2 separate regions of the Homo sapiens genome follow, and region 2 is linked to region 1. Evidence: read pairs that join two places in POLR2A ChIA-PET (ENCODE). Cell type or tissue: CD4-positive, alpha-beta T cell. All regions are shown on one strand. Each heading gives the region's core, and the rest is flanking DNA. Links, peaks and the distances in the headings are about the cores only. Region 1 has its middle 7.1 kb from the start of MTMR14. Region 2 overlaps SETD5 (SET domain containing 5).

Region 1 (4,399 bases), core at 289-4,288:
GACATAAAACAAGAAAGAGAAATTTCATCTGGTATTGGTTTCAGGGACCCCCAGCAAAGTTTGTAACTGACGAGCCTGCTGGGGTGGCTTGAAAAGTAGGCTTATAGGGATCCTAAGCTCACATTCTATCCTGTGATACCCCTCTCTCCATTACAGAAAGACACATTCTTAGTACAAACTGCACCAGATTTGCTACAGCCTGACTAGTCTCACAAATCCTTTATTTTTCTATTAGTTAAACCCTTGCAGAGGAGACAAATAACGAAGTTTATCGTTTACACACATAGAGAGAGAGAGAGAGAGAGAGAGAGAGAGAGAGAGACCAGAAACTTGGCTGCTAAGAATTATTACCGTTTTTGCTGGCATACCAACTTTCCGGGTCCCCTTTCTCTGCTGCAGCTTCCAGAAGAACGAAGCGGCTTTTGATGACCCTCTTCACTATGCCATAGCTGGTGGGGGGGCCAAGCCCTGTTACAAAAGAAAATCATCCTTTTCTGCTTTATTGAACCATAGGCAAAAGATTCGCCATTTTGCAAGATGTCCAACAGGCTGCACGGGAAACCAAATTAATATTTTCCATCCCAGCAAAATATACATAATACAACAGACACTAGTCACCTCTTTCAGCACCCAATATCATCCTGGCAAAATTCAAACTTTCTCCTGTTGGTCCCTATTGTTTTTGATCCACTCCTGGTGGGGAGGGATGAGCTCCGAAAGGTAATTCACAATGGGTGATCTCTGGGCAAGGTGAAGAGTGGATAGTCACACTGAGACAGGCCTGTTGAGCTTTCTCCAGGGCTCAATGAATGTTAACAGACTAATAGGAGGGTTCTCTGAGTTAGGCCTGCTGGACTTCCGTCAGCCACTCCTTCTGAGATGCCCTCCACACATACAAACACACACATAAAGACGAGACAGGCAGAAGGCCTTCCAAATCAGATCCCTAACCAAGAACTCCAAGAGTATCCCTTCCAAACTATTCTCCTATTCTCCATCTGAGAAATCTCCCCAAAGTCTTCCTGATTGAGAAGTCTCCCGAACCAAGTCTCTTCCTACTAGTTAGGAAGAGCCAACTGAAACCCCCACTAGGAGCCAAACCAAGACAGACACCCCACAATGGGGCAACAGACAAACTGAGACCCCTGAGGGAGCCAAACTGAGACAGACTGTCTGTGGTGGAGCTATTAGACAAACAAGACACCCTGCAATGGGACTACAGACACACCATGATGAGGCTACAGACAGACACCTTGTGATAGGGCTACAGTTATGGAACGTCTCCCCAGGACTGTTTCTCCATTGCAATTAAATCCATGTAGGCCGGGCATGGTGGCTCACGCCTGTAATCCCAGCACTTTGGGAGGCCGAGATGGGCGGATCACGAGGTCAGGAGATCGAGGCCATCCTGGCTAACACGGTGAAACCCCGTCTCTACTAAAAAATACAAAAAAAATTAGCTGGGCGTGGTGGCGGGCGCCTGTAGTCCCGGGTACTCAGGAGGCTGAGGCAGGAGAATGGCGTGAACCTGGAGTCAAGGCGGAGCTTGCAATAAGCCAAGATCACGCCACTGCACTCTAGCCTGGGCCACAGTACAAGACTCTGTCTCAAAAAAAAAAAAAAAATTCCATGCATATTGGGTTGTCAGTGCCCCACAAGTGGAGAGAGTACCAGAGTCAACCCCTAGTCCAAGAGAACTAGGTGGCCCCTTTGGGTGGCCTCTGGATCCATCGCTGGAGAGGGGGCTACTGAACCACAGGCAGGTAGTCACAAGGGCAATCTCAGACAAGTCCCCAAATTTGTAACTGTCCAATGGGTTCACCTTGCCTGCTGCCTAGATGGAACTGATTTATCAAGATAGGGGATCCGGGTGCAGTGGTTCATGCCTGTAATCCCAGCACTTTGGGAGGCTGAGGCAGGCAAATCACCTGAGGTCGGAAGTTCGAGACCAGCCTAACCAACATGGAGAAACCCTGTCTCTACTAAAAATACAAAATTAGCCGGGCGTGGTGGCAAATGCCTGTAATCCCAGCTACTCGGGAGGCTGAGGCGGGAGAATAGCTTGAACCCAGGAGGCGGAGGTTGTGGTGAGCCAAGATCGCGCCATTGCACACCAGCCTGGGCAACAACAGTGAAACTCCGTAGGCTGGGCGCACTGGCTCACACCTGTGATCCCAGCACTTTGGGAGGCCGAGGTGGGCGGATCACGAGGTCAGGAGATCGAGACCATCCTGGCTAACATGGTGAAACCCCGTCTCTACTAAAAATACAAAAAAAAATTAGCCAGGTGTGGTGGCAGGCACCTGTAGTCCCAACTACTCGGGAGGCTGAGGCAGGAGAATGGCGTGAACCCGGGAGGCGGAGCTTGCAGTGAGCGGGGATCGCGCCACTGCACTCCAGCCTGGGCGGCAGAGCGAGACTCCGTCTCAAAAAAAAAAAAAAAAAAAAAGAGTGAAACTCCGCCTCAAGAAAAAAAAAAGGGAACTGCGGAAAGAATAATTCACACAGAGGCTGCTGTGCGGGAGAACATAGTTTTATTATTACTCAAATCAGCTCCCTAAGCATTCTGGGATCAGAGTGTTTAAGGACAACTTGGTAGGTGGGGAAAACCAGTGAGCCAGGAGCGCTGATTGGTCAGGTCAGAGATGAACTCATAGGGAGTCTTCTTGTGCTGAGTAATTTCCTGGGTGGGGGCCACAAGGTCAGATAAGCTAGTTTATCGATCTGGGTGGTACCAGCTGATCCATCAAGTGCAGGGTCTGCAAAGTATCTCAAACACTGGTCTTAGGTTTACAATAGTGATATCCCCAGGAGCAATTTGGGGAAGGTCAGAGTCTTGTAGCCTCCAGCTGCATCACTCCTAAACCATAACTTCTAATCTTAGGGCTAATTTATTAAGTCCTACAATGGCAGTCTAGTCCCCAGGCAAGAAGGGGGTTTGTTTCAGGAAAGGGCTGTTATCATCTTTGTTTTAAACTATAAACTATAAACTAAGTTCCTCCCAAAGTTAGTTCAGCCTATGCCCAGGAGTGAATAAGGCCAGCTTAGAGGTTAAAAGCAAGATGGGGGGCAAGGACTTCATGACTAAAACACCAAAAGCAATGGCAGCAAAAGCCAACATAGACAAATGGGATCTAATTAAACTAAAGAGCTTCTCCACAGCAAAATAAACTATCATCAGAGTGAACAGGCAACCTAGAGAATGGGAGAAAAGTTGTGCAATCTATCCATCTGACAAAGGGCTAATATCCAGAATCTACAAAGAACTTAAACAAATTTACAAGAAAAAAACAAACAACCCCATCAAAAAGTGGGCAAAGGAGATGAACAGACACTTCTCAAAAGAAAACATTTATGCAGCCAACAGACATGAAAAAATGCTCATCATCACTGGCCATCAGAGAAATGCAAATTGAAACCACCATGAGATACCATCTCACGTCAGTTAGAATGGCGGTCATTAAAAAGTCAGGAAACAACGGATGCTGGAGAGAATGTGGAGAAATAGGAATGCTTTTACACTGTTGGTGGGAGTGTAAATTAGTTCAACCACTGTAGAAGACAGTGTGGCGATCCCTCAAGGATCTAGAACTAGAAATACCATTTGACCCAGCAATCACATTACTGGGTATATACCCAAAGGATTATAAATCATGCTACTATGAAGACACATGCACATGTATGTTTATTAAGGCACTATTCACAATAGCAAAGACTTGGAACCAACCCAAATGTCCATCAATAATAGACTGGATAAAGAAAATGTGGCACATATACACCATTAAATTCTATGCAGCCATTAAAAAGGATGAGTTAATGTTCTTTGCAGGGACATGGATGAAGCTGGAAACCATCATTTTCAGCAAAATATCACAAGGACAGAAAACCAACACTGCATGTTCTCACTCATAAGTGGGAGCTGAACAATGAGAACACATGGACACAGGAAGGGGAACATCACACACTGGGGCCTGTTGTGGGGTGGGTGGCTGGGAAAGGGATAGCATTAGGAGAAATACCTAATGTAAATGACGAGTTGATGGGTGCAGCAAAACAACATGGCACTTGTATACCTATGTAACAAACCTGCATGTTGTGCACATGTACCCTAGATCTTAGAGTGTAATAATAAAAAAATTAAAAAAAAAAAAAAAGAAGCAAGATGGAGTTGGTTAGGTCAAATCTCTTTCACTGTCTGTTACAATTTTGTAACGGCGATTTCAAAAGAACTCATGTCCAGAATATTCAAACCTCTTCTATAAATTTGTAATAAAAATACAGACAACCCACTAGAAAAATGGGCAAAAGATGTTAACAAGCACTACCCAAGAGCATATTCAAATGAGCAATAAATATGCGAAAAGGTGATCAACTTCATTAATCAGGGAAATGCAAATTA
Region 2 (4,399 bases), core at 316-4,315, 220 kb before region 1:
AGTGCTTTTTCCTAGCATACTTTTCTTCTCCTAAGGTAAAAGGCTGTTTGTCATGGTACAGCTACGGTGATTTTACTTGAGATATTTGACTTTGAGATGGAGATGAAGATAAGTATATAATGCAGCTGCCACATTCATTCTCATACAAGGTAAAGTCATTCAAAAGATAAATCGAAGAACTATAGATGTATTTAAGAAGAAATTCAGCCTATATGTAACAACAAAATTTTGAATAATCAAGTTCAGAAATTGGATTTTTAAAAACTTATTAGCTACTTTAACCCTTTTGAAATATTCCCAAAAAGTGTTTTCTCTTCCTGAGTTAAATTTATTCATTTATTGACCTATTAAAGATTTTTTTAGTGCTTCAGAGCTATTCTGTATATCTGTTCATTTTCGTTATTTAGTAGTATATAGAAGTAATAGATTGGGCTGAATAGATTTATTTCAGGATATATCTTAGATATTTGTGTTTTTTCATGAATCCCAGTTTAAGGGTTATTGCTTTCAAAAGGAAGAAATTTGGTTAGTCATGACTTTTGGCTAGTTGAAGTTTAGAGAAGTGCTTTATACAGGATCTTTTATTTAGTGAGAAAAAAATAACTTTTTATAATTTTATAATACTGTGTGAAAAACCTGATACCAAAACTTCTGAAAAAGAAACCAGGCCTAGGAGATGAGGATTCTAGGGAAGATTATTAAATTGAGGATATTTTTAAGTTAGATTCTAAATTAGTAAATCGTGGCTAATAAGATGAAAATAATCTGATCCTTTAGTAAGATCTGAAGTAATATTGTTGCCCTGCAAAAAAGTGGTTGTTATCAGCATACCTTATATGTCAGCCTAAGCAAGATTAGATTTTCTCTTTTCTCTGATAGATGCCAATATTTAACATTGACTTTTATCTACTTTCAAAAATATCTATGAAATATACTTTCTGTCTCTGAATTAGAGTGTATGTATATTTGTGTTTACTTGAAATGTTATAGCTGGATGATAGATTTCAGAGCAGTTTTTATGCTTAGGGAAGCCACTGCCTCCCAAAAAGGTTTTCTTATGAGAATGAGGAAAATAAGTATAAATTTTCATATTTATGTTATTACTATTGATGTGCTTGGATAATTGTATTTATAAAAGTAAAAAATGTTCAGTATTTTATCTGAAATTTAATAATGGATATTGTACAGCCTAAGGAATTAAAAGAAAAAGGACCCTTTGAGAAAATGGCTTGTTCTTATGTATCTTAATATATACTGTGTTCACTTTATGTTTTGTCAGACACTGAAATTGAGGAAGAGAGATTTTGGCGTTCTGTTGGTTTATGGAGAGAGTTGATCAGAGATTGCTCCTTGGCTGAGTTGCTGTCTGCATAGGCTGTTAACAATTGTTTCTCTGGCAGCAGATCTTGTTCATCAGGATTGCATCATTTCTGGGAGAATGGCCAAGGTCCACAGCCTCAATACAAAGACTGTCTGAAGCATATGAGGCCTGTTCTCTTTCTGAAGCGGCACTCCTCTTCCTGCCAGTCCTCTTCACAGGATTACTGAAGCAGACTTGTTCTGAATTTCTTTCGTTGGATTGGTTGTTTATTGGACTTTTGTCTGCCAGCTGCTTCCGCCTCACCTGTCTGATGCAATTTCTTCTTCTGAAATCTGTTGGAATTGTTCATAAAACACTTTTTGTTTGTCTTCTCTGTGAGTGACCAGGGAGATCATACAGGTCTTGTGCTTTCAGCAAGTCATATAGAGAAGAGACTGTCAGAATGATGATACAGAGACTGTTGGCCATTTCTGAAACCAATTAAAAAGATGGGGTAATTAAGAAACATTTCTGGCATGTTCTATTTAACATCCTTTTCCCTAGAAACTGTATGTAAATGGCACCTCCTAAAGAGAGTACTCGGTACTACTGGAAGATACAGGCTGTGTCTGTTTCTGAATCCAAGAACTTACTAGTGTTCCTGTGGATTCTGATGGATTGTTCTGGAAATAGTTAAATTAATAATAAATTGAAACTGTGATGCATTCATTTACCCCCTACTGTACACTCACATCTATTTCGCTGTTTTCCTCCTTTCCTTTTTTTCTTTCTTATTTGCTATTGCTTCTTCCTTGATTTACTTTATTTCTTCCTTCCTTTTACTGTTACTTTGATACTTTTATTTCTCTAATTCTGGGTGTACTATTTTAAATCGTTTCTAAAAAATAGTTTATTTTCCAGTTTTTTAAAATTAGAAATCATAAAACATCAACATAAATGAAATGCATGCGTTCTAATGCTTGGTAACTGGAATCCTATGAATAGCTCTTTTCATGTTTATGATATGTTAATCTTTAAGGTGTTAATAACTCTGGCTAGCGTTAAATTTGACTTTTAGGAAAAAACACCAGAGACTTAAAGGATACTGATCATTTTCCCTTCCTTTTTGGAAGGTAGAAAATTAATTTAAGCGCCATTTTTTAAGCATGTTTCCATTTGACCGCAAATAGAACTGACTCCTTTTTATCACTCTTTTTTATAGTAGGACAAGAAACTAGATGGTGTGGAATGAAGGGAAAGAAAGGAGTAATAAATATGGACTTGTAATTTAATGGGTGATGATGGCCCCTTGTCTGGCTGGACAGTTGTCGGACATCGGGTTAAAGAAAGAACTCTGAATTTGAGAAGTGTTCAGTGAAGAAGGGAAGCACCTTTTAGGAGAGAGAAAAAGAAGGGATCCCTTGGAAAATGAGATAATTCTAATTTGAAGGAAGAGGAAAAATTAGCCAGTGACATAAGTATTTACCATTTAAGTCAAATAATTTCCTTCTCTACCATCTCGTTTCTGGCTTTATGGAAAAATAAAAAATTAAAGGGCAAAAAATTCAGTGCCGGATGGACGTAGGGTGGTAAACGAGATAGTATAGATGTAGGATGATAAACAAGACAGTATACAGAAACATAATATAGCTGTAGAATTCCATTCTGTGTGTTCATCAATGTTATTTCTTTCTGTACTAATTTTTGTCTCAACTTTTTCTAGGTCTTCAGAACTACTAGCAGATAATTTGGGGGGACTTCATATTCAGAAGTCTATATAAAGGTGACTGACCCAAGTAAATCCTTTTAATTTCTGTTTTATTTTTTGCATTTTAATGACTGCTGGAATCATGTTGTAGTAAATTGTGATTATAATTTACTTAGCAGATATTTCTGGAACTTCTCTACGTGTCAGTTATTGTTTTGGCCATTGAAACTACAGCAGTGGATAAAAATCCCTGTTCTCATAGAGTTTATATTCTGGTAGGAAAAAACAAACAAATTATAATAAGAAAATACTGCATTTAGATGATCTGTTAAATGTTCCTCGGTTAACATTTTAATAGCTACATTTTACAGAGTTACTTAGGGAAGGAACTATTCTTAGGGTAATATTTGAGAAATTTGGGATTATTAACAGAATTTGAATTAAGAAGCCTCATCATTATTAAAGCATTAGTTAGAATGAGATGGTCAAGCTAACCTATTATGGTTGCTTTCATCAGAAGAATGAAACAGTCATGTTAAACTAGACACAAGGAAAATGGAATAATTTTTATGAAATAGAAATTTATAGTTACCGACAATGTTTCTTTTTTTTTTTTTTTTTTTTTTTGAGACAGAGTATCATTCTTGTTGTCCATGTTGAAGTGCAATGGTACAGTCTTGACTCACTGCAACCTCCGGCTCCCGGGTTCAAGCGATTCTCTTGCCTCAGCCTCCCAAGTAGCTGGGATTACAGGCGTCCGCCATCGTGCCCGGCTAATTTTTTTGTATTTTTAGTAGAGACAGGGTTTCACCGTGTTAGCCAGGCTGGTCTTAAACTCCTGACCTCAGGTGATCCGCCCACCTCAGCCTCCCAAAGTGTTGGAATTACAAGCGTGAGCCACTGCACCGGGCTGACTTAATGTTTCTTAAGGATTCATCAACTATCCAAAATAGCTGGGTTGGTGTTTCATTAGTGAATGTAGCAATCATTTATTCACTCATTAAGATGTTATCTGAAGTAACTTTTCCATCTTTTCCTTTTAGTATATCTTTTAAAAATTGCTCTAGGAAAAATATCAACTATCATCTTGGGTTTATAACTTGTCTTTTATCTAGAAACTGTACTTTTTTTTTTTTTTTTTTTGGAGAAAGAGTTTCACTTTTGCTCAGGCTGGAGTGCAGTGGCCCTGTCTCAGCTCACTGCAGTCTCTGCTTCCCAGATTCAAACGATTCTCGTGCCTCAGCCTCCCAAGTAGCTGGGATCACAGGCATATGCCAACATGCCCAGCTAATTTTTGTATTTTTAGTAGAGATAGGGTTTCACCGTGAAACCATGCATTTTTTAAATGGGTGTACAGTCGTAATGGCTACAACAAAGGGTTTTTAATGATA

The links. ChIA-PET counts read pairs that join two places held together with the same protein. Peaks named below come from ENCODE experiments on the same cell type or tissue, not always from the same donor. Only the 100,000 strongest peaks of a DNase experiment are listed, where the experiment ranks them.
Region 2: POLR2A ChIA-PET joins it to region 1 with 5 read pairs; 4 of 35 experiments call an interaction of 5 or more read pairs at or near these places.

What each region holds. Positions count from the first base shown.
Region 1 is chr3:9,640,239-9,644,637 of GRCh38, forward strand. No RefSeq gene overlaps it. Among named protein-coding and RNA genes, the nearest start is that of MTMR14, 7.1 kb to the right of the region's middle. RefSeq lists a silencer at 2,350-2,509. In CD4-positive, alpha-beta T cell, for the core only: no CTCF peak of the experiment used is centred there; a DNase peak (open chromatin) is centred at 2,623.
Region 2 is chr3:9,421,444-9,425,842 of GRCh38, forward strand. SETD5 (SET domain containing 5) reads left to right here. Exons shown (of 23, transcript NM_001080517.3): 2 at 3,024-3,083. Among named protein-coding and RNA genes, the nearest start is that of SETD5, 26 kb to the left of the region's middle. In CD4-positive, alpha-beta T cell, for the core only: CTCF peaks have their summits at 1,887 and 2,086; a DNase peak (open chromatin) is centred at 1,888; H3K27ac peaks cover 575 bases.